Linked DNA regions of Homo sapiens: region 1 is linked to region 2. Evidence: read pairs that join two places in POLR2A ChIA-PET (ENCODE). Cell type or tissue: MCF 10A. All regions are shown on one strand. Links, peaks and the distances in the headings refer to the core of each region. The heading gives the core; the rest is flanking DNA. Region 1 overlaps MAML2 (mastermind like transcriptional coactivator 2). Region 2 overlaps MAML2 (mastermind like transcriptional coactivator 2).

Region 1 (16,104 bases), core at 7,026-9,525, 52 kb before region 2:
CTACATATAGGAAAGAATGTAAGATGAAAAATGGGATCAGATGGCCGAGACTTAAGTCCAGGCTGCTTCCCTAATCAGCTTGGGACTCTGCAAAAGTCAGGATCCTGCTCCAGGTCTCTGAAGGTTAGATGATATTTCAGACTCTTCTGGCCACAAAACAAAAATAAAAAACAAAAAGCCAGCAACCATCACTCCTACTTCAAGCCATTTTAGTATATGTGGTCTAGGAGGGACCTGGGAAGCCACCAAGGTCCAAGATGCTGCTTTCCCCTCCAACTCTCTTTCACTCTTTCATGCCACTCTCAGGACATCTGTGTTTCCCTTGATGCTCCATTCTCCTTTCACTGCCAACTTGTCAGTTTCTCAGAGAAGAGCCACCTTGGTTCAGGTACCAATCCATGGTTCAGCCAGTGGCCACCTTGGCCAACTAGGAGCTGACATTGCTTTCTAGCCACAAGGGCTCCAGACAGGACCATCAATCAGAAAAGGATAGTAGGGAAAAGCAGGTACTATAACCATAGTGGTTTCAAAATCTATTCTCAAGGTCCATTCGAAACTAAGAAACCATGACTTTGAGAAATAAGGTTTTGGATCCCCTTCTGGAGTAATACTGAAGAATGCAGAATTGCCTAAGAAGGTCATAGCTGAAGACCTAGTGTGGGCAGTAGTGATACCAAAGAAGCCAAAAAAAAGGCTGCTGTAAGTTTGTGATGGATGGTGTTTTTCTAAAGGACCACAGCAATACCTCCATTTCATAGGCTCTTCTGGCGATGTGATTTTGACACTCCTCCCCCTGAGAGGTGGGTCTACGTTCCCTCCTCTCGAATCAGAGCCAGAATGTGTGACTTCTCTGACCAACAAAATAGAGTGGCAGTAATGCTCTGTGACTTCCAAGGCTAGGTTATAAAAAGGATACAGTTTCCACTTGGCTCTCTTTTTCAGGATGCTTATGCTGGGAATCCAGCCACTATGTTGTGAAGAAGCCTGGGTCACAGAGAGAGACTACATGTAGGTGTTCTGGCTGACTGCTCAAGTTAAGATCTCAGCCAACAGCCAGCAGCAACCACTAAACATGTGAGTGAGAGAACCTTCATATGACTCCAGTCCCTTGGTCTGTAAGCTGCTCCATCAGAAGCCAAAGGGAGCCAATCTGGACTGACTCCTGCTCAAATTATAGGCTCAAGGGCAAAACAGATGTTGTCATTGCTTGAAACCAGTAGGTTTTGGGGCAATTTGTTATGCAGTTATAGGAACTGGTACCTTCATGTGTGTCCGTGTGAAGAGACCACCAAACAGGCTTTGTGTGAGCAATAAAGCTGTTTATTTCACCTGGGTACAGGCGGGCTGAGTCCGAAAAGAGTCAGCGAAGGGAGATAAGGGTGGGGCCGTTTTATAGGATTTGTATAGGTAAAGGAAAATTACAGTCAAAGGGGGTTTGTTCTCTGGCGGGTAGGAGTGGGGGTCACAAGGTGCTCAGTGGGCAGGAGTGGGGGTCGCAAGGTGCTCAGTGGGGGTGCTTTCTGAGCCAGGATGAGCCAGGAAAAGGACTTTCACAAGGTAATGTCATCAGTTAAGGCAAGGACCGGCCATTTACACTTCTTTTGTGGTGTAATATCATCAGTTAAGGTGGGGCAGGGCATATTCACTTCTTTTGTGATTCTTCAGTTACTTCAGGCCACTGGGCGTATACGTGCAAGTCACAGGGGATGTGATGGCTTGGTTTGGGCTCAGAGGCCTGACAGTACCTCCACTATGTTACAAATTTCACCTAAGAAGAAGGCAGACACACCTCCAGAAAAAGTACAAGTCTAGTGGTTAAATACTGGTGACCCTATAAGGCAGGAGCTGCTTAGCTACTACTTGTCTTATCTCTGCAATGCTTCATGAGAGGATAATTGGGAGTTGGCTCTCCAGATCGAGACTATTTTTTTCTCCTTCACAATAACTTAAAATCTCTGCCTTTCTTTTGAACCTATGCAAACATCAGCAGTATACTTTGTGCAACTATATTAATAACCAAAAAACTTTCTATTAATAGGAAAATCTTCCTTTACTTTCTTTTCTCCTTGCCCTCCCACCCCCTTCAAGTCTTTACAACGTTGAGAATAAGCTCCTAAGATGCAAAAAAATTACAGCTTTTGGCCAAGTGTCAAGGAGAGCTGACATCATATAGAAGAATGGTCATTAATAGTCAACACTCATCCATAGTGGCCTCACACACTGGGCAATGAATGCTGATGGCCATCAGTGACCATCATATCCCAAACTGAAAAGATACTGAGTATCTTTTCTACTGATACTGAAGATACTGAGTATGCTTCACTAAAGCAATAGAACGCTTTAGTGAAATGCACGATCACTGATCAATTCTTTTCTACATTTGTCCTCAGCCATTTTTTTCTTTATATAATATCACAACCACTATCTAATTCAGCGAAAATCTTCCCTTTTATTGTAAATTTCCTAAACTCAGTTTTATGTCTCATCTTGGCTCCCTTAAATGTTAGAATTACTTTTTCATTTGCAGTAGGTATGAGGAAAAAAGACAAACTAATTTTCAAAAGACGTGGTGGAAAATGGATTGTAAATTCAAAGACCTGAGCTTTAGTCCTACTCCTTTGCTGAAGTTTCTTGTGTGATTCTCTGCGTGCCTCCGTTTTAATTTCTATAAAATTGAATATAAGGTCTGCCTTACCTGCCTCCCAGGTTTTGGTTTGTTTGCTTTGTTAAATAGGTATAAAAGCACTTTGGAAAATGTAATGTTCTACAAATATCGAAACAATGGGTCTGAGGATAAAAACAACCAACTATATGAAATTTTAGGTACTCCTAGTCCAGAGCCTTACGCATTCAACAAATATCTATTTAGGGCTTACTGTGTATCAGGCAGATCGCTAGGCACTTGCCTATGTACCAACAGGTTTCATGTCTTCCCTGGTTTCCTTCCCCACAAATTGACCTCTCATCTGATTGACATGATTTCCCTCATCATAGAATTAAACTACAAAAGCAGGGTATTGCTACTAGATGTAGAATTAAAGCACAAAGGCAGGGTATTGCTACTAGAAGCAGGTTAAATTCAACAAACATTAGCTAAGCACAGACTGGCTAGTGTTTTCATTAACAATATTTTATTTAATCCCCATAATAATGCCATCATGTGTATGTCCTTATTACTGTTTTATAGATGAGAAAGTTTAAGATCAAAGTAGTTAAGTAGCTTGCACAAGTCCACACAGCTAGTAAGAGGGCATACCTGAGATTCAAACTCAGGTCTCACTCTAAGCAAATTGTTCTTTTCATTTCAACATGCTCCTTGTCAAGATGTTTGCTCTCGCTGGAGAAGGAATGGGATGGAGATCTCCTTACCATCCACTAGAGGAACAGAGTTTTTTTTTGTTGTCGCTATCATACCCGTTAATTATGATGTAGCAATAGAAAACTTTTGGAAGCTCTTCTTCTTGGACATCCTTTCTTTTCTTTTTTTTTTTTTTTTTTTGAGACAGAGTCTTGCTCTGTCACCAGGCTGGAGTGCAGTGGCATGATCTCAGCTCACTGCAACCTCTGCCTCCCAGGTTCAAGTGATTCTCCTGCCTCAGCCTCCCAAGTAGCTGGGACTACAGGCGTGTACCACGACGCCTGGCTAATTTTTTGTATTTTTAGTAGAGACAGGGTTACATCATGTTGGCCAGGCTGGTTTTGAACTCCTCACCTCAAGTGATCCACCCGCCTCGGCCTCCCAACGCGCTGGGATTACAGGCACGAGTCACTGCACCTGGCCTTGAACATCATGTCTATACATGTTCTATATTCAGCATATTTGCTTATATTTTCCAAAGTCATGAATTTTAGATTTTTTATTTCTTTTTTCTTCCTCTCTTTCTCTCTTCCTTCCTCCTTCCCTTCCTCCGTTCCTCCCCCCCCCCCCTTTCTTTTGAGACAAGGGTTCTCTCTCTGTTGCCAGGGCTGGAGTACAGTGGCACAATCACAGCTCACTGCAGCCTTGACCTCCTGGGCACAAGTAATCCCTCTCACCTCAGCCTCCTGATAACTGGGACCACAGGCACATGCCACCACACCCAGCTAGATTTTTTTTTTTTTCAAATCTTTGTAGCAACAGGGGGATCTCCCTGTGTTGCCCAGACTGGTCTCAAACTCCTGAGCTCAAATGATCCTCCCGCCTCAGCCTCCCAAAGTGCTAGGATTATAAGCATAAGCCACCACACCCAGCCCATTTCTTTTATTATTACTTTATGTTTCAGAGCAGTCTTAGGTTTACTGCAAAATTGTGAAGAAATTACAGAGTTCCACATACTCCCAACTTTGCATTTTTACATGACTGTTTTTCTCTATTTCTATAACCTAATAAGCATGCTTTTCCTACCTTCCTACTGAACTTTTTACTAATATATTATCTAATTGAAATGAGCATACCCAGTACATTTACTAGAATTAGATGTGGGACTCAGAAATAAATCTGCAGGTTTGTTTTGGACCAACTATGGAAAAGCTACCTCAAATATGTGGAGGCCAAAAGTTTGCATTTGCACTCTACTGAACAGGGAGAGATTATGCACTCAGTTCTGTCCTTTGAGGATGGTACTCCCGGGCAGCACTACATCTCTTGTCACTGGGTCAGGCCAAGCAAAGCCCTAAAAAGCAACATTAGAAAAAAACGCATAAAGCTGGGCACGGCGGCTCACGCCTGTAATCCCAGCACTTTGGGATGCTGAGGTGGGCAGATCACGAGGTCAGGAGTTCGAGACCAGCCTGACCATCATGGTGAAACCCTGTCTCTACTAAAAACGTAAAAATTAGTGGGCGTGGTGGCACATACCTGTAATCCCAGCTACTCAGGAGGCTGAGGCAGGAGAATCACTTGAACCCAGGAGGCAGAAGTTTCAGTGAGCCGAGATCATGCCACTGCACTCCAGCCTGGGTGACAGAGCGAGACTCCATCTCAAATAAATAAATAAATAAATAAATAAATAAATAAATAAAAATAATGCATGAACAATGGTAAAGGTGGCGATTTCAACCCTTTATAATTCAGAGCCTATGGATTATTCAAATTCCAAATGGAATGCAAGCAACTCTGAATATAGTCATTTTACTTTTTTTTTTTTTTTTTGAGATGAGTCTCACTCTGTTTCCCAGGCTGGAGTGCGGTGGCGCTGTCTGGGCTCACTGCTAGCTCCGCCTCCCAGGTTCACGCCATTCTCCTGCCTCAGCCTCTCGAGGAGCTGGGACTACAGGCGCCCACCGCCACACCTGTCTAATTTTTTGTATTCTTAGTAGAGACGGGGTTTCACCGTGTTAGCCAGGATGTTCTCGACCTCCTGACCTCGTGATCCAAAAGTGAGACCTCGGCCTCCCAAAGTGCTGGGATTACAGGCGTGAGCCACTGCGCCCAGCCCAAAAAATGTTTTTTAAATTTGTCTAGGATTCGCTCTTGGGCACTAAGTCATTTGGGGAGGGTTTGTGATTTTTCTCCCTCTCAGAAGAACTATCATAGGAAGAAATGAAGAAACTTAAGAGTTCCTTCCTCATACTGTTTAGATTTTATTCATCCAATTGGCACCCAAAATCCACTACATAAAGACTTTGAGTGCTCTGATTTAAAGAAATCTATGAGATGTATGAGTGAGAAATGGTCCACCGAGGCTGAGCTGCTCTCAGTGGAGCTCCTTATCGTAGTGACAAAACTCAGGACAAAACTCCATCTGTGTTACAACCACCTCAGGGACTTTTGGTTACACGCAGTTGTCAGAAATAACAGGACTTTGGTGGAACTGCCTTTCTAGAAAAGGAGCAGTGAAGTGTTAAAACCAGTCTGCTTTCTCTCAGTTGCACAGCTGTGGGCTGACCAGGTGTCACACTGTAGGTTTTTCTCTCTTTATAGCCTGTTTCCAATATGTTTTCACAGGTGCTAGCATAGGAGGGCAGTGTTTTCCAGGGAGGCTCGACCATGTTCATGGAGGCTGAGCGCTGGGTCTTCCACAGAAAACAACTGCTCTCAAGGAAATTACTCATGACTGGAGGATTGTTCATGCCTGTTACCCAGCCTTGTCCACACACATTGCTACTAGTTTGGGGTCTAGATGAACATGTGGGCCGCAGACTGGCATCACCTGGGAACTTGCAAGAAATGCTGACTCTCAGCCTCTCCCCCAGACCTGCTGAATGAGAAGCTGATTAAGCAAGATTCTCAGGTGATTTGCATGTTACTGCTCAGTGTTCCTCAAATTTGAATGTGCATATGGAGTCCAGACTTGGGCTTTAGAACCTTGTGTATGCATCACCTCTTTTGGGCCCTCCAGTCTTCTGGTCTTTGTTTTTATACATTTTTCTCAGCCTTGATAGCCTGCATCTATTTTACCTTGTGCCACAATCCAGATGAGGCACAGTTTAATGTAATATGTATAGCATCAATGCGTGGTGCACAGATCCACAGCATAGGTACCAACAGAAAGCACCTTTCAAATACAGACTCCCAGCCCCTCCCCAGACCTACTGGGTCAGAATCTGCATTTTAACGAGACCTAGGATTTATTTACACCTTACAGTTTGAGGACCCCAAGTGTATAGAACCCACAAATTCTCCCATTCTGATAGACAGCATAGTTTACTTTCTTACTTTAATAAGCTGCATCACATACCTGCACACTAGAGGAAATTATACAGCAATAAAGCATAATTAGGTTTTGCTCCTAAATGAATTAAATATTAGCTTTTACAAATTGCCTATCAAATCACAGGAGAATCAAAGTACTTTTTTGAGTCCCTAGAAAGAACAGATACACAAAAGTGTACTATAAAAGTGGGATGAAGGCCGGGTGCAGTGGCTCACGCCTGTAATCCCAGCACTTTGGGAGGCCACGGTGGGCGGATCACCTGAGGTCGGGAGTTTGAGATCAGCCTGACCAACATGGAGAAACCTTGTCTCTACTAAAAATACAAAATTAGCCAAGCGTGGTGGTGCATGCCTATAATCCCAGCTACTCAGGAGGCTGAGACAGGAGAATCTCTTGAACCCGGGAGGTGGAGGTTGCGGTGAGCTGAGATTGTGCCATTGCACTCCAGCCTGGGCAACAAGAGTGAGAATCCGTCTCAAAAAAAAATGTGATGAAAAGAGGGGCAGATGCAATGATAATTATTTTGTGAATGTTGGCTACTATGTTAAGTAACTCACATGCATTTTATTTTCACAACTCCACTATGTAGGAAGTAGCATTATCCTCATTTTACAGATGAGAAACCGATAGAGAGAGCTTGAAATCACTTTCTCAAGGCTACATAGTAGGTGAGTGTTAGAGTGGCAGTTTGAACCCAATAGCCCCTGGCTTTAGAGCCGGGCCCCTTAACAACTATTAGCCAGTGTATCTCATAGAGAGAAGCTTTTTACACAGAGGCTACCATATGCACAAATATCACAAGCACAGTATGATTTGGTAAATGATACTGAATTCAAAGACACAAGTTTCACTCATTTTAAAATTGTGACTCAAACAAATGTGAATAGTGCCTAGAGGCTTCCTTGCTACTGAACTGTGGTCCATTTTTTGAACATTCCTGGTGCCCTGAGTAATGTACCTTTAACCTTATTTGAAATTCCCAGTATCTTCAGTGGGTGTCTGAGGGGTCTTTCTTACCTCTGTGAATCAAGTTGTCTCTGCACATTCATTTGGATACTTTCTCCCCATCTTTTTTAGAAGCTAAGTGTGATAGCTAAATGAGATAACATATAAAATGTGGCACATAGCAGATGATTAATAAAAGCCACTGTTATTCCAGATTGCTGGTTTTCTCAGACTTTCAAATTAACTCATTACCTAGATGCCAAAAGAAATATATTTGGTATTTTCTTGACACTTAGTAGGTATTCTAGAAATATTTTATTTTAAACAGATGAATGAATAAACAAAAGAATTGAGGTATAAACGTAGCTTCACTTAAGGAATCACTGCTGATCCTATCCCAGGTTGTCTTGGAAGTAAATGCTTGAACTCCCAGCATCATTTATCCAAAGTGAGTAAGAAGTTTTAAACAGGCCGGGTGCGGTGGCTCACGCCTGTAATGCCAGCACTTTGGGAGGCCGAGGGTGGTGGATCACAAGGTCAGAAGATGGAGACCATCTTGGCCAACATCTCTAGTAAAAATACAAAAATTAGCTGGGCATGGTGGCATGTGACTGGAACCCCAGCTACTCGGGAGGCTGAGGCAGGAGAATCGCTTGAACCAGGGAGGCAGAGGTTGCAGTGAGCCGAGATCGTGCCACTGCACTCCAGCCTGGCGACAGAGTGAAACTCTGTCTCAAAAAAAAAAAAAAAGTTTTAAATAACTGTCGTGTTTAGGAATGTCCACCTATTACTGTTCTTCTCCTCTGCTCTGATATTTTTCACTCCAGTCTATGGACTAAGCACTCCAGAAGAGGTGTCTGCTTCTGACTCCAGCACTGTGCATACTGATTCATTCGGCTGGCATTTGGCCTGGCCTTCATGTGGCAGAGGTATCTTTGGCCTATGGTTAAATGGAGTTGTCCCTCTGATGTTTCTGACTTGGCAATGAAATCTCAGTAACCAGAATCATCACTACAGCACCCTGCTATTTAATCTTTGCTGGAAAGTGATGAAAACAGACCTCACTTGTATGAGAACTCTTAGGTTTAGTGAAAGCAATGTGAGAAGTCGCCAAGTTTGTGCTTTGAAACAAGCACATGTTTGAAACCTTAGGTTTCTTTTTCTTAAGCTTTCCCAAGTTGGAAGCTTATAACACAGACATGAAAGTCTGATTTAAGCAGTTCCTATAACCTTTCTAATTTCAGATTTTAAAACTGCTTTTGCTTGAATAGAAAATGGAAAGCCAACACATCTCTCTCTACCCCCATCCTTCCCTGAATAACCTAGATACTTAAGCAATCCTTCCCTTCCCTGGGGCTGTGACTGTAGAGTATTATTTTATTGACTCATAATTAAGAACTTCTGATGAGAAAACCAGTCAACAGAGAAAAATGGCTTGGGGGTCCCACAAGCAAAGAGAAAGCCTGTATGTCCCTATTATGGCAAGTACAACAGGCAGGAATGAGGAGATCTTACAAAAGAAAATCTTTTTGAAAACGTTAAGTCCTTTAAAAAATGAACTTTATGTCCTTTTTGAGGAAGTCAGTTTTTTTTTTTCCTTTCCCATAATGTAATGAAAACGTGAGTGGTAGTTTGAGCTGCTGTAAGATTCAGGGAGTGTATGAGAGAGTGAAATTGTGTGTGGGAGGGGACTGACAATGGAAAGTTGGTGGTGAACACAGAGTGTGGGCAGAAGGAAAAAAGCACATGTGAAACATCTCTGAAAGGAAGTGTCACAGGAAAAACTTTTGAGGCAGCATTCTATGGGGCTGGTCAGAGCACCACCAAAGCTGCTGTGCATTTGTTCAACATTAAAAAAAAAATTCTGCTAAACAAATAAGCAAAAGATTTCAAATGTCCAAAGAGCCACTGAGGAGAAACCATTACTCTTTTAACTGAACAAATATTCCTGGAATTCAGTCACATCTTATTAGTAAAGAGAAGCTTCTAGCTCAATGCTAGAAACTGTTTTGTTTTTTTTTTTCTATATCTGGTTCCACTCATGGAAATGACCACCTCTGCACCCATTATTCACCGGCCATATCTAGTTTAATACAAGAGGTGATTTGCCTCTTGGTGCCTTGAGGTATGATTTGATGAGAGTTTGGTAATGCATATAAAATGGATTTCCATTATCCAATTATAGCCAATAGGACCTAATCTGACTTCTCTGAACAATTTTTTAAACAAGTAGCCATTTTGTATGGCACAAGTTTCGTGCTTATAATTTACTTCCTAGGAAATCTTTATGTATTAATGTAGTGTTTTTACATACCAATAGTTACTCCTAGAAGAGAATAGACTTTTAAGACTCATTTAAAGTGGATGCTTTGAATTCTCCATTTGAAATACCTGAAATAAGCTTAAACACTATTGCGGGATAGACTAGAAAGAAAAGTAGTCTCTTACCACTATGACTAATTTCAGGTAACTGAAAATCTACAGCTTTGAAACTGCAGCACTACTAGTTAATTTGCAACAGCAAATCTGTTTTTCTTCTGACAGATTTACTCATTCATGTCATGTTTCATTATATTCATTCTGTGGACATACAACATAAGCTATTAGAATGTGAAATCTACTTGCTACTTTGTTTGTTGGGCATTTTGTTTTGGTTGTTTAGATCTGATTGTAGGTGTCCTTGCTGAAATATTCAGGAACATCTGTGGGAAGCTAATTCTTCATTCAGAAAAGAATCCATCACAAGAGGAAATAGCTTTAAAAACTGGAACTGGGATACTTATATTTTTATTCAGTTGGCTTAATTTATTATTCTAAAATATTGAAGAGGACTAAAAGAATTTTTCTTCTAAAGTTCAGAGCCAAAGAATCTAGGATTGTATATGGCTGAAGTTAAAAGTAGGTGTCACTAGATGACACAAAGATAAAAAAAATCTTAATTCCTATTTTTTTACTCCCTTTTTCAAGGAATGATTTCACACTGAAAATTTGTTAAGAGGAAACTTTAAAAGCCAACATGGATGAAGACATGTTAATAGAGCACTGAATTTTTAGTTTTAGTGATGAACATGGAGTCTGCAATATCCTAGTATACAAAATGTGGACATTTGATGTGAGGTGAGGTTTTTGGGGAGAGATTGATGGTGGATATACATGTGTTAGGCACTGATCCAGACTTCTTAGGCATTACCTCATTTAATCCACCCAACAGCCCTAGAAAGGAAGTACTGTTGCAGATGAGGGGATCTGTTCATGAGAAAGTTTAATGAACTTGTCCCAGGGAAGGTTAATGAGGGGAAGAATGAAATTTTGAAATCAAGGTTTACTGGCCCACAGAATCCATGATGTTACTAGCCACCTCTTTTAGATGGATTTGTAATGAGTTATACATCCATATCTACAGCCAATCCATGAAAGAATGACAAACCACAGGTCACTTATGGTAAGGCAGGGAGCTGATGTCTCCCAGTCTTACAGAAGACTTTGTGTTGATGACTTAGTGAAATTTATGAACGCATGCAGAATAAATTTATCAATTACCTGGAACTGGGGCCAATAAAAATATTTGGGGTAACAATCAGGATAGAAATGATCTCAACAAACTGAAACTATGAGCCAGCCCTAAAGAGATGACATTTAACGGGGATAAATGTAAATCCCTCTTCATGGACATAAAATATCAGTTGTACAAAATGAGCAGAATTGGAGAGAAGTGATCTAGCAGGGGGTCTCATGTGTAAAAACATTTAATGTAACTCAAGTTATCAAATTTTTACTGAGGGCCTATTGTGAAAGAGACAATGGGGTACAGGGAGTTTTAGCTGACAGTAATTTCAATACTAGTCAATCAATGTAGCTGCCAAAACAATTAATGTAATCTGAGGTTGCATTTATAAGGTTAGTCTTTCTCTAATCTCTTCTTGTCACACCATATTGGCAACATAGCATTCAGTTTTGTGTACCCCCTTTTAGAAGGAGGATTGCCAAACTGATACCTGTTCAGAGGAAATACCAGGCTATAGATGCAGAAAGAGTCTAAACTACTATTATGTAAGAAAGATGCAAAGAAGTGAGGATTTTTAGGTAGTAGAGGAGTCATCAAAGGGGAAGCATAAGAATGGAACTAGGCCGGGCGCAGTGGCTCACGACTGTAATCCCAGCACTTTGGGAGGCTGAAGCGGGTGGATCACAAGGTCAAGAGATTGAGACAATCCTGACCAACACGGTGAAACCCCATCTCTACTAAAAATACAAAAATTAGCTGGGTGTGGTGGCGCATGCCTGTAGTCCCAGCTACTCAGGAGGCTGAGGCAGAAGAATCGCTTGAACTCGGGAGACAGAGCTTGCAAGTGAGCCGAGACCACACCACTGCACTCCAGCCTGGGCGACAGAGCGAGAATCCGTCTCAAAAAAATAACAATAATAAAAAAAAAAAGGGCCGGGAGCGGTGGCTCAGCCCGTAATCCCAGCACTTTGGGAGGCTGAGGTGGCTGGATCACGAGGTCAAGAGATGGAGACCATCCTTGCTAACACGGTGAAACCTCGTCTACTAAAAATATAAAAAATTAGCCGGGCATGGTGGCGGGCGCCGGTAGTCTCAGCTACTCGGGAAGCTGAGGCAGGAGAAAGGCGTGATCCCAGGAGGCGGAGCTTGCAGTGAGCCGAGATCACACCACTACACTCCAGCCTGGCAACAGAGCGAAACTCTGTCTCAAAAAAAAAAAAAAAACCACAAAAGAATGGAATTAGTTGAAATTCTACTATGTGAAAGGAGGTTCAGCTAACTGGATGTAGACCCAAGTTCTTGTCTAGGACCAACACATGGAGTTGTAAGAGAAGAGACTCAGGAAATGGATCATCATGTGAGTTCTGTCAGTGACAGTGTTGAAATCCAGCTGGAAGGCCACTGGATTGGGCTGTTCTGGCAGGAATTCCCGCAATGAACGCTTTCCAACTGGGTAGTATACAAGGTATTTTCCCACAAATCCTAACTATGTGAAGGTTACACGTCTGCAGTTTCCCATCTCATGGATAAGCAGAGTCTAAAGGAGGAAAGTAGAGGCTTTGAAGTCAAGTGAGGGTGAGCTTTCTGCAAAGCCGAGGGTCGAGGCTGGCTGGAAAACAGGGCTGGGAACCTGGGGCACTAAAACATGGTGGGTTGGATGGGCAGTTAGGGAATCATGTGGTTTCTGGGAAGAATGCGATTTGCTCTCACTTTTGAGAAAAGGTGCATGCAACACTTGCTAGCTCTCCAAGACCAAGTTCTTAGAATTCCCAGCTGTGATCCTTCATAACAAGGAACGTCACTGTGACAGGTCTGTTTCCCTAAATTGTGTCCCAGGAAGAAGGAGCCCATCAGGTGCAGAATGCTAGGTCAGGAGTTAATATCACTGGGACACAGATTTCTTAAATGTACAAAGACTTCCAAGGATGCTTCCAATCATAAGAATCTATGATTCTAAGAAAAATGGAGGTGATCTATGATGAGGAATTTTGATATTTTATAATCATGTCCCTGTCTTCCATCTTAAGTCTTGCTAGCACAGTCAAACTGTTTGAAGATAATTGTTTTCAAAAGATCAGGAAGAAATTTGTCTATATGCTAGCATTCCTTGGAATGACGCCTTCTAACTACTCTCAGTCTTCAAATTATCTGGAGGCAGAATAAGACTGCCTTCCAGTCTTATTAAGGGCAGGCCGGTTATCTATACTTAGGATGCCCTATCTTTGGGACATATGCCAGCATGAATGATCAACTGCAACTAGACATTGCCTAGTGACCGTGAATCATGGAGATTTACCTGGTTTGCTTCGTGCAAGCTATCTGACACTGCCTTTGTGTGCAGCAGAATTGAACTATTTTAAAATCAAAATTCTGGTGGAGCGTATGCCTTAAAATAATTTATTAGACTGTGAACTCTAGGAATCACATTGTGGGTGTACGATTAATACCCAAATAAGTGGTTCAGGAAACATTTTATTCATTCTCTGGCTCTTGCCATCTTCCACTGATTAAAGTATGGTGTTGGGGCCGGGTGCGGTGGCTCAGGCCTATAATCCCAGCACTTTGGGAGGCTGAGGTGGGCGGATCACAAGGTCAGGAGTTTGAGACAAGCCTGACCAATATGGTGAAACCCCATCTCTACTAAAAATACAAAAATTAGCTGGGCATAGTGGTGGGTGCCCCTGTAATCCCAGCTACTCAGGAGGCTGAGACAGGAGAATCATTTGAACCCGGGAGGCGGAGGTTGCAGTGAGTTGAGGTCATGCCATTGCACTCCAGCCTGGGCGACAGGGCGAGACTCCATTTCAACAACAACAAAAAAAAATGTGTCTGGGGAATAGAAATTGTGTGGCATTGTGTTTCCACAGCTAGAAAGACACTATCAGTTTGATCAGTTTGCAATCTCTACTTGGCAGAACACTACGTTAAAGATATGCTGATAGATTTTAGTGAGCTATCCTATCTGTATAACATCTTTAGCTCCAGAAATAAGAAGACACAGTAATAAAACAGTGAATTCTGTGTGATTCAAAAAGACAAATTGTATTTTCTGGAACATATGCAAATCAGCAATATATTTACCAATTTCAAATGAAGTGCTCTCCCGTGTAACAAAAAAAAAGGAATTTTTTCTTTGAAGAGCAAGATGCTTTATTTTTCTTTAGTTTTTATCCTTTTTCTTATGAAATGCAAGAAACACATATTTGACTTATCCATTTACTTTAGCCAAACAGTCTCCTTATTTTTAAATGTCTGTGTATACTACTTTGACCTGCATCTTAAGAAACATATCAAAAGTAGCTGACAAATTCTACCACCATATGGTTCATTTCTCTTTTCTTTGTTCCTTTTTACTTCTCACTGTAGCAGTGTCTGCAGAGGGGAGAGTGCCCAGAGTGGAGAGGATCCCAATCTCCTACTATCAAGATCCAAGCATCCTTTTTATGTCCTTCTTACTGTTTGTCTAAGTGGAACTCAATGAGACAAAGCATAGGCCTATCCGTCAAATGGTAAACGATCTAGAACTGGCCTCAAAATAAGAAACAAAAAATTATAGTTGCAGAAATAAAAGAAAGGCCGAGACTCTAATAGCTGGCCAGGTGGTCAGTTCAATACATTCATGCAAACAAATGGTCAATTGAACTGGAGGCTGGGGTGGGCAGTCTGGGGAGTGGGAAGTGGTGATTAACTAGACAGGTCGGGCTATTCAATTAATGGGTCACTTCAGTCCCAGTGTCTGAACTGGCAATACTGTGTATACATAGTTGAAGCTTACATATGAATAAAGTAAAGGTGAGTGTTTAGAGAACTCTCCAGATAATTTGGAAAAGGAAGTAGCTAGGGGCTCAAATTTTGTAGAGTGACTCTCTCCTCTGTTTGAATCTGCTAGATAATTTCCTGTTTCATTTTGTCTGAGCAAAAAACAAGCCTCCTTTATGCAAAACAGTTTACTGCAGGGAAAGAATAAATTTGTTGGATTAAATAATTTATTCTCTTTAGTTTACAACCTGAGTTGGATGAGATAAAATCTAGAAAATCTACAAGCAAAATAACCACATTTTGAAATGTTGCCTTCTTTTGTTCACAGGAGCTAAATGTGCCTCTTCTTTATTAGCCAAAGGCACAAGAACTAAATACAAAATTCCTTGGGGAAAAATGTTGCTATAGGGCTGAGTCCACTGGCTCCTTTCCCTTTCTTTATTCTCAGGAAGAAAAGGCACCACCGAAGGGAAAGCATTAAAATCCTTCTGAGGTTCAATTCATGATCCCTCCCTGCCCCTCAACCTCTCCAGCTTCTCTGACATTTAAAGGAACACTGTCAAATAGGTGAGGCTTTATATTTAGAATGAAAGGCTTAAAAATTCTTAATGACAATAGATACCATTCTTTGATACATATGCTTGGAAAACAGATTAAAAATATTCACATCTTGAACTTGTTTTTCTGACTGTGTCTATGAGGGCAAATGAAATTAGAAGAGCTAAGCATTTTGAACAGTATAGACATCTAAGTTATATAAACCAAGTCTTTCTACTTCACATTTTACCTCAGTCATAGGCTTTCTTTCTCCTATTGACTTGACCTCTGATAGAACCACAAGTCATCCTACTGAATATTCATGCATTCAAATTAAAAAGAAAAGAAAAGAAAAGAAAAACAGTGTCACTCTCTGCAAAGCCCTATGAATCTACACATTAAGCCACAGTGCTCTCCTAGATTTTACCCATGTTTACAGGAACACCTAAATTCACTGCTTGATAGTACTGGGGAGCTTCAGTGTGGGGTAAGAATATTTTCCCAAGAGCACCCAAAGGGGATAAGTGGCTGAAGGAGGAAAGCTCAGAGGAAGAACTTCCATCAAGAACCCAGGGATTGCAGAGTTCTTCATCCATCCAGAAAAATACAGAGGAAGACAAATGTGATTCTTTCATCAGTTCAAAAACTCAGAAAACTAAATATAAATTCTCTGTGCCTTCTGGGTGTCTGTTTCACCAAGAAAATATTGACTCAATCTCTGCT
Region 2 (16,104 bases), core at 7,214-9,713:
ATAGCGGTGTTGTAAGAGATCATCACACTCACTTCTGCATTTCCTTCCTTATTTAATGTCCTCATGGTCACATGAGATGACTAAATGCTCAGGTCCTGAGCTACATTTCCATGTTTAGTAAATCAGGAAATAGTGAAAGATATGTCTTGTGACATTTTCATTCCAAACTTAGACTAGGCATGAGTATTTAATGACAAGCGAATAGATGTGAATGAGAAAGAGGTCAAGATTTGAATAATCTGGATTGGTATCTAAAATAATTTATAAGAAAAAATCATATATAGGGGGTTTTAATAAATATATTTCTCTCTATATAAAAACTCTCCTGATTCCCACAGGTAAAATTATTTCCTCTTTCGTGTATCACCATCTGTAGCCCTCACAACTCCGAAAACACTTTATTGTACTAGTTTTACACACCTGTCTTTTAAATGTAAAGTCTCTACAGAAAGGAAATGCGTTGTATTGATTTCTGTATTCCTATTAACTTGAATAATACTGAAATACAGTAGATGCTAAATATGCTTGTTTCATAAATGTGGGATAAAATAAATGTTTCTGTAGCCTACGCCATTAAGGATTTTATACTGGAGCTGGGAGATAATCAATCACGTAATATTTAGTGGTACCTACTGTAGGATGTAAAGGAAGACGACAATGAGATGCACCCTGAGGACTTGGGAATGGCAGAAATGAGATTGTTCTACATACAAGAGAGGGATTTTTGTAAAACTCAACTGAAAGAGAATAGGACTTGACTGGAAACTGCCGACTATATTTAAGACCTTATGAAAAACAAATGTATGAGTTGGAAAGAGAGTTGGTCACTCATGGGAACAATGAGAGAGCTGCAGAGTAATCCTCCAAGTAAGCACTTTGCCAGGACAGTAAGCAGTCAAGGAAGCACTGTCCACTATCCAAGCTCATCGTACAGAAGGACACTACCTACCCAGTCTTGTGGGCAGGAATCTCCTTAGGTTAAAAAATATGTCACCAATCTTCTTGTTCTAATCCTTAAACCTGTGATTCACCTGACTAGTCGCTTTTGCCTTGATTCCATGCTCACCAAGAGTTCTGATGCCTCTAACTAAACTCAAAGAGCTCACCTGAAGGTACCTGAGGACGTAGGTGTCTAGTTATGCTAGATAGGGATATTTTATTTTGAAAACTAATAAATTAGAATCAATCTGATGAATCCGAGGAAGATGAGTTTGCCTCTGGCTGATGTAGTAACATGTGGTATCCTGCCATTCACATCACTGTGCTTGTGAGTCTGAGGGGCAAATTTAGATCCCCCCAAGATGATTCCTCCCTATGGGTACTTGTGGTCTTCCCTAAGCATCACGTCTTTGGCTCCTCCATGAGCCACGTGCCTTTTCTTCAAACGGCTGCACAGATTATGTGCGTAACACTATGCTTTAAACCACTAGAGAGTGATCCAAGAGAACATATAATTAAGTGAGAAATTGTTTGGCATAAACTAAAAGTGCTACAGAAATTCCGAGAGAATAAGGATCACTGTGGTGGGCAATTATCCAAGGAGAGCTTCCTAAAGGCCTATGGTGTTAAGAGGGAACTTGATGTCTGGGTAGGATGTGGGTGGGTGGAAAGAAAAGGAAGGCATTTTTTTTTTTTCTTTGAGATGGAATCTCACTCAGTCGCCCAGGCTGGAGTGCAATGGTGCGATCTCGGCTCACTGCAAGCTCCGCCTCCCCGGTTCATGCCATTCTCCTGCCTCAGCCTCCCGAGTAGCTGGGACTACAGGCGCCCGCCACCACGCCCGGCTAATTTTGTTTGTATTTTTAGTAGAGACGGGGTTTCACCGTGTTAGCCAGGACGGTCTCGATCTCCTGACCTCGCGATCCGCCTATCTCAGCCTCCCAAAGTGCTTAGGATTAGAGGCGTGAGCCACCGCGCCCGGCCAAGGAGGGCATTTCTAAGAGGAGAATGTGGGTTCACAGATATGGAGGCCAGAATGCTGGACCGCATTGCTGAAGTATTAGAACCACAAATTGGGCCAACATACTCTCTTACTTCCTTCAAAATGAAACCTGAAAATTGATGAGAAAAGTAAGAAATCAGCCTTCTTATTTAAGCCCTGATCTGTGAGCATGAGTAAAACAAAATAAAATAAAATGAATCCCAATATCCTATCATGTGTCTAGTTTGAGAGAAGGATATTAACACTCTAATTATTTGCTCTTAAGACCAATTTTTTAAAGCTGTCACTAATGCAATGAAAACATTTACACAAACTTCTAAAGCAAACAAAGAAAAAACAATATCTGTCACCAATAGAAAAGCAAGTTTGAGTGCTAGAGTACAATAAATTATTTATTATACTGATACTGGATTTGTTCTAGAGACTAACATGACCACAGGAAAGGAGGCTTTACTAAATAATTCCTAGTAAAAGAAACTTTTAAATAATTTTTCTTTCATTCACTCTAAAAAACAATCTTCACAGATAGATAAAAGTATTATCTTTAAAAATGCAACATTTATGTCAGGAAAAAAAACAGACATTCATGTGTTTTCCCTACTCTTAAATTCTTTTTTTTTTTTTCTTAATTTAAGATACAGTGTCTTACTCTTGTTACCCAGGCTGGAGTGTAGTGGTGCAATCATAGCTTACTGCAGGCTTAACCTCCTAGGCTCAATCGATCCTCCTGCCTCAGCCACCTTAGTAGCTAGGACAATAGGTGTACACCACCACATCCAGCTAATTTTTAAATTTTTTGTAGAGACAGGGGTCTTGCTGTGCTGCCCAGGCTGGTCTCAAACTCCTAGTTTCAAGCTATCTTCCTGCCTCTGCCTCCTAAAGTGCTGGGATTACAGGCATAAGCTACCATGCCTGACCCCCATTCTTTATAATACCTTGGCATATGGGAGATGAAGGAAATAGAAAACAAAATGATTTTCTCCTAGGCCAGTTGTGATACATCACCTCTTTCACCTGCCGTGTAGTTGGTATTCAGTGTTAGAAAAAGGAGTGAAGTGAATGAAGAAGAACAAGAGGAAGAGATGAAACAGAAGAAGCGAAGAAGTAGTCTGCACCTGCTCAGAAGAAGTGGTGGCCAGGTGGGCCTCCAAAATTAGAAATCCAGCCCTCTCTCCATTTCTTGCCTCAGTCAGCACTGTCTCCATCCTATGTCTTTCCATCCTATATTTAAGTCTTGCTTCTGGATTAAGACTGGCAAAAACAATATACTTCCTAAAGGATCACTTTTCAAACATTTATGCATATGGAATAGCAGAACCCTGTATGTGTGCCCAAGTGAGGGTACGCTGATCTAACTCCAATATACCTTGAGACATTGAACACACCAAGCAGTTAAAATGGGATAACAGAGCCAGGCATGGTGGCTCACACCTGTAATCCCAGCACTTTGGGAAGCCAAGGCGGGCGGGTCACCTAAGGTCAGGAGTTCGAGACCAGCCTGACCAACGTGGAGGAACCATGTCTCTACTAAAAATACAAAATTAGCCAGGTGTGGTGGCACATGCCTGTAATCCCAGCTACTTGGGAGGAGGAGGCAGGAGAATCACTTGAACCCGGGAGGCGGAGGTTGCAGTGAGCCGAGATCACGCCATTGCACTCCAGCCTGGGAAACAATAGCAAAACTCCATCTCAAAAAATAAATAAATAAATAAACACATACATACATTTTAAAAATGGGATAGCAGATTTTAATTCCAGGACACTCAGTCACCAATGTAGGTATTCCATTTGACTCACTCCCAGAGATGTCTCTCCCTCTCTTTCTGTCTGTCTCTTTTTCTATCTGTATCTCTATCTTTCTCACACACACACAAGCACACATATGCATGCACATACTTGCAAAATTAAAAAACACCTTCAAGCTTTCTTTATGGTCCAAGAGGAATTTTGCTGTACAAATATGGTTGCCTTTCAGGAAAACTTAACTTCATTTCCATTTTTTAACTTCTGTTAAGCCACAACTCTGGAATTGTGTTTCTGAAAAAAAGATACGTACTTAAATTTTTTAAGAGATAAGTGAACAATATCTAACACTGATAATGGAACACCCTGTTGTGAATGCATTCAACTTCTAAAAGGAATATAGAAACATAAATCTTTCACATTTAAGTGGAACAATGGTGACACAAAGACAATCCTGAAAAATGACTCTTCAATACTTTGAAATTCTCATAAACAACCTTTTCTCAAGAAGGCTATAAAAAGAGTCAGTTTTGCCTGAGTCAGAGCAATTTTAGCTAATTAATAGCACCCTCTGGACCTATGAAAAATTGACATTCTCCATAACAGACCAAGTTTGGGATGTGGCTCATAAAGAAGCTCCCAACGAGACTTCCATGCTTATTTTCTCCTTTAGATCCAGAGCAAACATCAGCAAACTATGACTCAAGGGCCAAATCTGGCCTGCAGGCTGTTTTTGTAAATAAAGTTTTATTGGAACATAGACACACTCTTTTGTTTATGTATTGTCTATGGCTGCTTTTGGGCTCCAAGGACAGAGCTGAGTAGTTGAGTAGCTGCCAATAGTCATATGGTCCACAAAGCCTAAAATATGTACCCTCTGGCTCTTAATAGAACAAGTTTGCTGACCCCTGATCTAGAGGAATGATTTCCCTCTTCTATTATTCTTTTGAACTGAAAGTCAGGAGACCTTGATTTTAGACTCACTCCATCCTGCCAGTAAACTTCTATGTGACTTTGGGCCAGTAATTACTTTCCTCAGGTTTGGTTTCTTATTTGTAAAGTAAGGAGGGCTGGCCCTGGTGATCATCTATTCCTTATTAATTCTCTTTAAATGTCTGTGTTCTAAGGGGATTGAGACCTCTCAATTTTTAAAAGGAGTTTATTTTTAAAAGGAATCCAAATCAATTAAAAAAGGCATCTTTCTTTTTGTAAGATGTACACTTTCTTTTTCAATGTAAACCAGGGTTTTACACTGAAACACTTCACATTATTTCAAGCATTCAGTACCGAGTAAAACCCCTTGCTGCTGTATCACAGTCATACCAGAAAGCTGCGGGTTAGAGCTGGAGAGAGAACTATAAACAGCAGTAAAATCTGTTTTAGACAAGGCAGCACATCTGCCCACTGCACCCCCTTCCCAAGAAATGCATTGCATCACTTGTGCCAGAGATGAATGCTCTTTTCTGTCATGTTTTGGTAAGTGAGTGCTCTACCTCCTCTGTCGCTCTGGGACCCTGAGGGAAATGACAGGAGTCATCCCACTGAAGGAGCACTTTGAATTCATGACAAAGGCGAAACTTTCTTTTTTCAATAGAAATGGGGCTGCTCACTGTCAAAAACTTCTGTGCCACTGGCATATGCAGCATTACACAACTTCTTTCTAGACATATGACATAAAGCTGCCAAATTAAAGAAATGATAGTATAGCAAGAATTGTCTCCTCTCTTCCAAAATCTTCACAACAGCAAAGAATCTTTTGCAATTGCTACTTGACAGAATAAAAGATTTGAGATATTATGTTATCTTAAAAACAAAATCACCTACGGAGCTTTAAATAGAGATCAGAAAATGCACTAGACCTCAGTTCTAATAACTATTATTTTAAAACCCGAAAGTCTGTATCTTTCAAATAAACATTTTTTTCCCACATTCTTTCTGCCTGGAAAATAAAGGTATTTTGGGGTATCTTTGAGTCTCTGAGCCAGAAATCATTCGTTCTTAGTCTCCATAGTAGGAGACTTTGAATAGAAATATGCATACGTGGAATTTAGAAAGCACCATGAATGCGTACTCACTTTAAAATGTTAGATTTTAAAACAGAAAGGAGAGTCTATCAAATGAAGCCGCTTGAGAGTTTTTATAAAACCCAAAGAGAATATATATTAACATATAACATTGTTATATGTCATCAATCTGGAGGGTTGATAATAACATTGATATCTGGATGTTATCAACCCTACAGATAACATTCAGAGCTTGGTTACTGTCTTCTTAGTAAATATCTATGGTATACTGAGCTCTCTGCCTTTACCACATATTATATAGTTTGGCTGGCAGCTTTGTTTTCAATAAGTGCTTTTCTTTGCAAGAAAAAGATGCTAGTGAGTGCCATCTATCATTTCTGCTAGATCATCTTCCAAAATCCCAAAGAACAGCACTGTCTGCTTTTCTCTTTCTGACAGAGAAACCTCTGAACTGGATGCTAATATTTTGCAGACCAAGCATGAGCCAAAATGGATTAAAAAATCTAAGCTGGCATATCTGCATCAGTCTAAGCAGTTTCAAAGGAAGAACTGCAATGTTAAGCTGATTATTGTAGCTATGGTTCTCCCTTGTCCGGTCCCCTCCCCGAGTTCTGTATTTTATAGTAATTTACCTTCTCTTCTTGGCCAGTCAGTATTCTTCTCATCCTCTCAGATCCTGCTTAAGTCCCATCTCTGTGATCACACTTCTCTCTCGCCCTCACAAAGCTTTGAACATAGAAGGGGCTTATAAAAATTGTTGGTTTGTTTTGAAAGTCTTCCTGGATGACCTCAGCCCATGTTGATCTCTACCTTCCTTAACTCCTTTGAGACTTACTGCCTATCGCACAATTAACACCTTATTATCCTTGGCTCTAATAGCCTGTACCACATAATACATTTCATTTCTTCTTTATAATTGTTTCACAGGAGTTGATTTTCTAACTCCAATTAAATTGTCACCTCCCGATAAGTGAAGCTGTGTTTCCATAATATCTAAACAAACTGTTAGGCACATAGTGGACATCCAAAAAATATTTATTTTTCAATCTATAGCAGCTTTCACATTGCTTGAAAGATTTGATAGTTGTGTCACAGGCAACTGCAGACCAAACTTTTATTCATTAATGTAATATGTAATTGTCGTGTATTGAATCTGGCTGTGGATACAACACATTCGGAAAACTACATAATCTTTTATGCACGCCTACTTTCTTCAAGGCTCACAGATTTCCAGAGTTTACACCTTGCTCATTGTTTAGAATGTGATGCAATGAAAGGAATCTGCTAAGCTAATGTTTATTTTAACAAACACTTTGTTTGAATGCATCCTGACAACTCAAGCATCTGTTTTAACTAGAAACATCAACTGAGCTGACTTACTACATTGATAAAATTTGAAAAATTGCTCAATATTCTGCTTTGTTCTGCCTGTATGGACAAAGTCTAATGCTTTCCGTGCCACCAAATTAGTACTTAAGTGGTTAAAGTAACCAAAGGAGCTTTTGTATACTCTATGCCAGCTGGTGTTCTAAAGAGAATTAGACCTGAAATACCCAGCTCTCAGGACAAGCAATTAGTACAGAGCTTTAGTTGTTTAGTTGGGGGTTTCATTAATATGGAAGAGACAATAAAACTGCCATTTACACTATTACAGAGTCTGATTTAAGCATTTCATGCTAGGACACCTCACATATGAAATCAGTGAAGGGCTTGTATAAAGGAGGAGAGCAATATTAAGCTCATCAGACACAAAACAAAACTGAGCCAAGGTGTATCTGTGTTATGTTTCAAGTCAAATAACACATTCTTTACTTGCAAGTGAGACAAGATTTATTTTTCCTTAAGTGGCTAACCTCTGGAAATAATTTGTGAGACCAGAGAAAAAGAACCCAATTTTGAATGAAATTTCTGCTGTGAGTCCAAACTTTGCTGTCTCTACTGCAGCATTCCCATGATTGCTATGGTTTTCACTTTGCAAACTCCCTCACAATGACATTTAGGTTTAGCTCCTGGATCGATAACTTTTTTCCAAAGTTTGATCCCATTGTAGCTATTATCGCTGCAGACAAAACTTCCTTTATTGATATGATATGTAGAAGTGGGTTTACTAAGGTTTAATGAGCCAGAAATTACTAGAAGAGCTATGTAGAGGCATGTGAGCTTATTCAAGTGTCTGGTATGAACAGAGCTTGTCAGATAAATAATGTGTTTACAAAATGGGGTAGAACATTATTGAGTCACTGATGAAATATAGTTGATGGAAGCTTCTTGGAGAAACAGAACTAAGCAAGAGAGAATTTAAAAAGGGATTTGTTGAAGGATCAGTGTCCAAAGGAGTAAGTAGCCACTTTGGGTTTCAGAAGTCTGTGGAGAAAATAGAAAATGAAGAGGTATTCTGGCCAAAGTCCAAGTAATAAGCAAGCTGTGACACCAGGATTGAACCTAAGATTAGGCACAAGCTTGCCAGCTAGGGAAAAGACAGGTTGAAACAACTACAGCTGCAACCAAAGATGGGAATCACACTAACATTTTAAAGTCAGAATTGGTCCATTAAATACTCACTTTCCTAAACTTTAACATGATGATACAACAGATCCCAATCCTTCTGGCTGCCATAAAGTAAATGTGGTGCTGTTCTCTAAATGGCTGTTATATAGTGTTAGGTTTGAATGATTTAATACTTGGGAGGAGACAGAAAAAGCTCTAGGTTCCAGCCCACTGAGGTGGCTTTTCTTTCCTTCCTTGAGTGATGGCAGTAGAAGAGACGGAAGTGAATAGCTGTTGACCCCTATTGGAGGCTGTACCTGCCAATACCAGCACTTCTCTCAGGAAGCTTAGAAGAGACTGATAGAAAGCCTATGGCTATTTTCGTCAATTTCAGAGTAAAGGCAGATTCCTAGGACGAAATCAAGAATGTTCAGAGTTTGAGTTGTCCTAAAAACTGAGGCTGGAATGTGATTATGCTTTTTTCATGATTCAGAGTTTCTAAATTACTGTGAATTGATGTATCTTGAGTTTATGTTTTTGAATTCAAAGTACAGGCGAATCAAGAAAAAAAAAAGTAGAAAGAAACCTTGGTTTCAAATTTGGGGGCTACCATTTACTAACTGTCCACTTGGAGTTTCCATTTGGAGTCTATTGTATCATTAGGACATAGAATAATAGCACCCATGTCATAGAGCAGCAGTGGTGGTCATGTCCCAGAGTAGAATGAATGTTGGTCAATAATGTAGGTATATTAGTAAGTTCTCAAACATTTGTTAGTATTCTTCACCCCCTGACCCCTTTCTCCCAGCCACTATGACACAGTTGTGGTGACCTGTCCATGTCTTCTTAACATTTCTGAGCTGGACTATTCCCATTGGCAAATTAGGGAAACAATTGATTCTGAATAGGGTGGCTGTAGAGATCATTGAGATTAAGGGAATTTTTCTTATAGGCTTCATAGGCATCATCATCAGTTACAGTCTATGAGAATATATTAACTAATAACTTTTTTCTTTGTGGCTATTACAGCACTTCAATTTAGAAGCTACATTCAAAGACAAAAGCTAAACAAAAGCTAAGGGTCTGTGTCTTAGAATGCTAAATCACCATTAAAATAAACCATTTCAAAAACTCAATTAGCTGTTCAATTTTATACTGTGATTATTCTTTCTCCAGGTTTTTCCTGACATACAAAAAATAGAAAATTTGGTTTGTTTTTTCCATATTAAGAAAGCTGATGTCACGCCTGTAATCCCAGCACTTTGGGAGGCCGAGGCGGGTGGATCACGAGGTCAGGAGATCGAGACCATCCTGGCTAACAAGGTGAAACCCCGTCTCTACTAAAAATACAAAAAATTAGCCGGGCGCGGTGGCGGGCGCCTGTAGTCCCAGCTACTCGGGAGGCTGAGGCAGGAGAATGGCGTGAACCCCGGGAGGCAGAGCTTGCAGTGAGCCGAGATTGCGCCACTGCAGTCCGCAGTCCGGCCTGGGCGACAGAGCGAGACTCCGTCTCAAAAAAAAAAAAAAAAAAAAAAAAAAGAAAGCTGATGAACTGTCTGTGTCAGTGTTATATATTTAGTGGGCTTATTATTATTTTTGCAATGCATTGGCACAGCTCAATTTTAAATGCAATTACCACATTATAATCTTGGCAAGACCCACTGTTCCAAATAATTCTCTGATGTACAAATTAGTCTTCCTACTAAATGAAAACTGCCAGCAGAAAGGTACTATTACAGTATATAAAAATGAAAAGTCTCATTGAAGTACGGAATAACTATAAATTTCATTTCAGAAGCATATACTATATACACACAAACTTAAAAAAGTTATAATTAAGATGTCTAATTCTCCTGAAATAGCACTCAAATATATAATAATTCCCTGTAGGGTATGTAGGCAGTCTGGATCAAACAGCATCTCCCTATGCTGTGAACTAGAAACACTACTAGACTAATAGGTTGAACTATTTCTTCTGCTATTTTTCCAGAATATGAAGATAAACAGCAATTGAAGTGTCATCAGAAGATTCTGCAATTATTTTTTGATCACCAACACCATCGGCTGTTGTGAGGTAGAGTTTTTATTATAGTATATATTTACAAATGTCTTCAACAACTTACAGTATTTTCACTAGTTCTGCCACACAGTAGTACCATACATTGTCTTCTCAGCATCAAAGATTTAGTGCTTTAGCAGAGAAACCAACTCTGAAATGAGGACTTTGAGACTGGCTTTTATTTCCTACTAGGTGGTCCTTCTGGGAAGATCAGTGCACAGCTTCTCTTTCCAACATCTACTAAAAAATCCTTTTGAAACAATGTGGGAGGCTGACGACTATTCCCCTATTGCAGTGGTCCTTGACAGGGGGTGATTTGGCCCCCCAGGAGACATTTGGCAATGTCTGGAGATATTTTTAACTTTTGTAACTGGAGGGAGGGGTCTACTGGCACCTAGTGGGTAGAGGCCAGAGATGCTGGTAAATATCTTATAATGCACAGGACAGCCCCATACAAAAAGGACTTAGTCCAGAAAGAAAATAGTGCCACGGGTAAGAAACCTTGCCCTATTGGCTTCTCTGTCAACATAACAGGTATTGCCTGTGAACATTTGTTGCCAGAGTGAGTGTCCCTGGGACAGTGTTGATTGCGGAAGTCAACAGAGGAGGAGAATTTAAGTCCTCCACTTCCTGCTGGGCTCTCATAAAACGATGCAAACCAATGGGCCCTTGGTTTGTTTTAGGTTAGACTTGTGGAAGTTTTCGAAATTCTAGTTTTGCTCTGTTCAATCATTTTAGAAAATATCTAAGTATCGTTCTGGTTTGAATTAGTTTGTTTGGTCTATTTTTGAACATATTTTGCTTCAGTTACAACATTAATATTTGGGTTTTATTCAGTTCAGGGTTCAGCAAATTAGCAAAATTACAGCTTTGGGTTATGGTTACTTGTTATATATCTTTGCATGAGAGCCCATGCAAGTGTGATTGGAGCAGAAAGCTAAGGTTCATCACAACCATGGCCACTAGAGCTTTCTATGATCCAAGGAAGTTAATTCACTTTTTTACTTTGTTTCTCAAGAGGATTCAACAATGCAAGCACCAAACCAAGTGGATGCCCCTCTTTCTGTTGCTTGGTTTAAAATTAAAACCCTTGATGAATAAAGTGATTTATTTCATATTATATTTATGAAAAGGTAGAGCACTCTCAATGTTTTGAGTATTCCTGAAACTGTTTACTTAATTATACAATGAGAAACAAGACAGGAAAAAACTTCATAAAAATCACTAGGGATTTTAAAAAAATGCCCATGTACTCTTATTTTGCAATGGCTCTGGTTGTGAAATCATCAGACTGAAAAATACTGGAGGAGTGGTGAGGGTGGATTTTAGTGACAAGATTTCCTTAAGGCTGTAAATAAACCAGATTCAGTAAGAGAAACAGAGATGGCAGTTTTCATCATAAAAGGGGGAAAACATTTTCCAGTTGAATTATAGGTACAGCACAAAACAGTTGTTCCGTTTTTAAAAACTTTAGTTTCTGCAGGCTGAAACAGAGCATTTCATTTGGCTCAGTTCATGAAAGCCATCTGCACCTGCTCACGAAACAGCTTAAAGAGAAAAAAAAAGTGTGCACCAAGGATTTTAACTTACACAGACAATAAGGGATAGACTCTGGCACTCAAGCACTGAAAAAGCAGGAGCATGATAAAGGGGAAAGGATCATAATTTTATGAAGTGCCAATAAATAATAACCCCAAATCAGCTTACAGCATCACTTAGGTTTACCTGTGGAAGCTACACTTGCCTGTTCTGGTTGCATGTTTAAAAGTTAAGCAATTAAACCTCAATTATATAGGTTTTTCTTTTATGTAGCCTAGGGTTGAATGCATTACTGGCAGGAAACTTTAGCTCATGAATTCAATCAAAAATCCTTTCATTTGTCAGAACTGCTTCCTGCTGCCTCCTTTAAACATCTGCTTCTCCAGTTCAGGGACACACACACACACACATACACATACACACACACCCCCTCTTTGTTAAAATAATAAGCAATCTACCAACTTCCCTTGCAAAAGTTACATTCTCTCTTACACACACACACACTTGTTCCCAGTAGAGTTTATTTAATGTGTCTTTTATAGCTTCCTTGTCCTTCTCTCTTCCTTTCCGCTTTTAAATTCTGGAAAACCTCAAGCTGACAAAAGAAGACATTTTAAAAATGCGAGGATAAGGCCCGGCCGGCCTCCAGACCAATGAGAAGGAAGCAGAGCAAGGAGGCGGGGGAGGCGGGGTTGGCTGTCGGGAATTGCCTGCACTCCTTAAACGGCAGGCACTTCCTGCTAGAGGAGGCCAGCTCTGAACAGACAGAAATCGGGTGGAAAGCTAGCAGGAGGCGTTGCTCAAGTTCAAAACAATCTGTGCGTGTCCAGGCACGCGCGGAGCCAGACCCCAGCCGCGCGGCTCAGACCTCGCGAGAGCCATCACCTGAGAAATCCACAGCCTTTTCTCATCAGGCTTAGACTGTTTTTCCCATACCTCCAAGAAGGAAGACCCACATGTTAAAACTATGAGAAAAGCTGAAAGTGCCTTCTGAACAGTCATCCTTCTTTTTCTTTTTTTTTTTTTTTTGAGACGGAGTCTCGCTTTGTCGCCCAGGCTGGAGTGCAGTGGCGCGATGTTGTCTCACTGCAAGCTCCGCCTCCCAGGTTCATGCCATTCTCCTGCCTCAGCCTTCCGAGTAGCTGGGACTACAGGCGCACGCCACCACGCCTGGCTAATTTTTTGTATTTTTAGTAGAGAAAGGGTTTCACCGTGTTAGTCAGGATGGTTTGTCGTGATCCGCCCATCTTGGCCTCCCAAAGTGCTGGGATTACTGGCGTGAGCCACCGCGCCCGGCCCAGTCATCCTTCTTTAACCACGACATAGGTACTCAGGTCCGCTGGCCTTCCTCTGCACTGATGGACTTTTCTTTGTGAAACTGATTCAGAGGCGGACCTCAAGTGGCTTATTCCTTCGCCTAAAAATCGTGCTGCTTTTTCCTCTAGTGAAGTCTGGAGTACAAATTAATAAAAACTTGGGGCTGTGCGGCCTAATGGCTCAAACCGTGTTCCAGATGTTTTGAAATATTATTACCCCTTTTGAGAGCCTCAGTGTCTCCCTGGAGGGTAAGACATCTGCCTTAAGGGCACTTACCAAGAAACTACAAACATTTGACTGCACACAACAATGGTATCTTAATAAGACAAGGTGCTTAATACAACTGGCTGCCCTATTATGACGTGTAAGAACGTTTTCATATGTAAGCTATGCTTGCAATTCTATAAGTAGATAAGGAAGCTTGTGGTTGTTACACTTCTAATATATGGATAGAAGAGCTTAAACTCTAATGATTAGAAAATTACTGGTATTCTGAAGTGTATTACAATCAATGCATTCATGATATCTACACGTTGTAATTATTCATCCTTAAATTAAAAATGGTTTATATGGTTATAGCCATATATATCGATTATTGTTTTATTATATTAATAATAGCTAACATTTCTGAGCACTATGTGCCAATTATAACACAAAGTTCTTTACATGCATTATTTCATTTCACCCCTACGACTCTACAGAACTATGATTACATTGAAGAAACAGAGGTTTGTATCATTCATTTGCTATAGGCCAGGGAGTGAGTTAACAAAGCTGTGACTTGAACCCAGCACCTGGACTCTCAGAGCAATCACACACTATTCAACCATCCACCCATTCATCCATCTATCCGTCTGTCTGTCCATCCATGCATCCAATCACCCACACACCCATGCCATCCAACATGAAATGTGTATTATTTGGAAAGACACAGTCATAAGATGTGCACAAAATACTTAAAAAAAGGATCTATTTTGTCCACCTGAAACAAAAGGAACATGCTGTATCTTAAAATGTCAGATGTTAGATGTGAGATTATACATCCATACTGAACTGTAGAAACAATGAATAATACAAGCAAAACCAAAAAAGCCAATGCAACTGATATCAACAAGAAATTCAATACTCCTCTGACATACAAAATATAATACTCAGTGTATCTCTCAAAAGACAATTTTTCTTTGAATTTTCCAAATAATTTGCAAAAATTAATTCAGGGAGCCTTCAGGAAAGTGCCTTCCGAACAGTCATCCTTCTTTTTTTTTTTTTTTTTTTCCAAAACAAAACATGCTTAGCATGCACACTTTTACCACTTTTTTCGAGTGGAAAGTTTATTGGCAATATTAAATTTCACCCTAGATAGGATATGAGAATGTTTTGATAAATCACAATTTATAGTATATTAATGCCATGTGAGAATTTTGTTTCCCAAGTAAGAGCTCACATGGAACTTGGTCATTAAACCTTAAAGAAACCTTTCTCACATATCTATAGGCCTCAAATTGAAATAATCTATAAATGAATTTGTAGATTTCTTTTTAGTTTAATTCCTGAGTATACAGGGCAAAAGCTTATATCCTTTATATAAACTTCTGCTTTGGTCTAAAACTGATATATCTTCACGTTGAGGTTTCATCTGAAATGCACCACGTTTGCTGACTTGCTTCAATATGAATTTGTATGGCTATGAAATTGTGCCCTAACTCAAGCTATTTCTATGTTCACCTGAATCACACCCATACCTAATTTTTTTTTTTTTTTTTTAGACAGAGTCTCACTCTGTTGCCCAGGCTGGAGTGCAGCGGTGCGATCTCGGCTCACTGCAACCTCTGCCTCCGGGGTTCAAGCAATTCTCCTGCCTCAGCCTCCTGAGTAGCTGGGATTACAGGTGTGCGCCACCACATCTGGCTAATTTTTGTATTTTTAGTAGAGACGGGGTTTCACCATGTTGGTCAGCCTGGTTTCGAACTCCTGACCTCGTGATCTGCCCCCCTCGACCTCCCAAAGTGCTGGGATTACAGGTGTGAGCCACTGTGCCCAGCTGCTTAATTCTTTATATTTCACATTCAACAAAAACGTGGAGGCTTATCATGTGCTAGGTACTATGCTAGGCACTGGGGACACAAAGCAACATGAAACATGGTCCCTATGCTGGAAAGAGTTACAGACTTGTGAAAGAGACCAACAGGTAAATACATCCTAAGAACTGGATAAGTGACAAAAATGAAGCATAGGGACTCATAAGAAAGTTTGTTGAGACTCATAAGAAAGAGTGATTAACTCAGGGAAAGTCATTTCCTCTACAGAGCATATCATTCATCCCTTCAACAGGCATTTTTTGGATTCTGAAGTATAAGGAGGTGTTTATAAGTAGAAAAGGCAAAAGAACATCATATGCAAATCCCTGAAGTTCTGAAAGGGATTTCATGTTCGGGGACATGGTTGAACTACATACAAAATGCTATGGAAGCACAAGGCATCATCAAGCACAGTGATTGCTTCTGCCTGGGGTGTCAAGGAGGGCGTCAGAGAGGAGATGGCATGCGATCTACCTCCTCAACATATCCAAAAACTCTGTTTGTAAACTGATAATTCTGAAAGCCATTTCAGGTACACTACAGATTAAGTGCTCAATCTCTTTAGTATAAAACCAGTGAGAAGACTCCTGCATTGTTTCAGTCAAAGTATGAATGGAGTCAAATGTCTGAATTATTTGGTGACAAACAATGAACTGTTCCCACATGCACAGTAGAGACAGTTCAGGCTGCACTTACTGCAGTATCATACCCAGGATTGTAGTTACCCATGTTGACTGTTCAATGTAATATATACAGTTTGAGGTTGGCTCTGAGGAAACCGTTGTGGACACACACAGCATTTGTCAATTACGAATGGAGAACCACCTCCCTCAGACCAGTAGTTCTCACAGTCTCCTCACCCTGTCTCTATTGTTAATGCCAAGTGAAACAAGGACATAATTCATACTCCAGTTG

The links. ChIA-PET counts read pairs that join two places held together with the same protein. Peaks named below come from ENCODE experiments on the same cell type or tissue, not always from the same donor. Only the 100,000 strongest peaks of a DNase experiment are listed, where the experiment ranks them.
Region 1: POLR2A ChIA-PET joins it to region 2 with 17 read pairs; 9 of 35 experiments call an interaction of 5 or more read pairs at or near these places.

What each region holds. Positions count from the first base shown.
Region 1 is chr11:96,179,478-96,195,581 of GRCh38, forward strand. All of the region lies in intron 1 of MAML2 (mastermind like transcriptional coactivator 2), which reads right to left. Among named protein-coding and RNA genes, the nearest start is that of MIR1260B, 150 kb to the right of the region's middle. RefSeq lists enhancers at 545-1,438, 1,439-2,331, 8,383-8,442. In MCF 10A, for the core only: no CTCF peak of the experiment used is centred there; DNase peaks (open chromatin) are centred at 8,474 and 8,934.
Region 2 is chr11:96,230,849-96,246,952 of GRCh38, forward strand. All of the region lies in intron 1 of MAML2 (mastermind like transcriptional coactivator 2), which reads right to left. Among named protein-coding and RNA genes, the nearest start is that of MIR1260B, 100 kb to the right of the region's middle. RefSeq lists an enhancer at 12,699-12,848. In MCF 10A, for the core only: no CTCF peak of the experiment used is centred there; no DNase peak of the experiment used is centred there.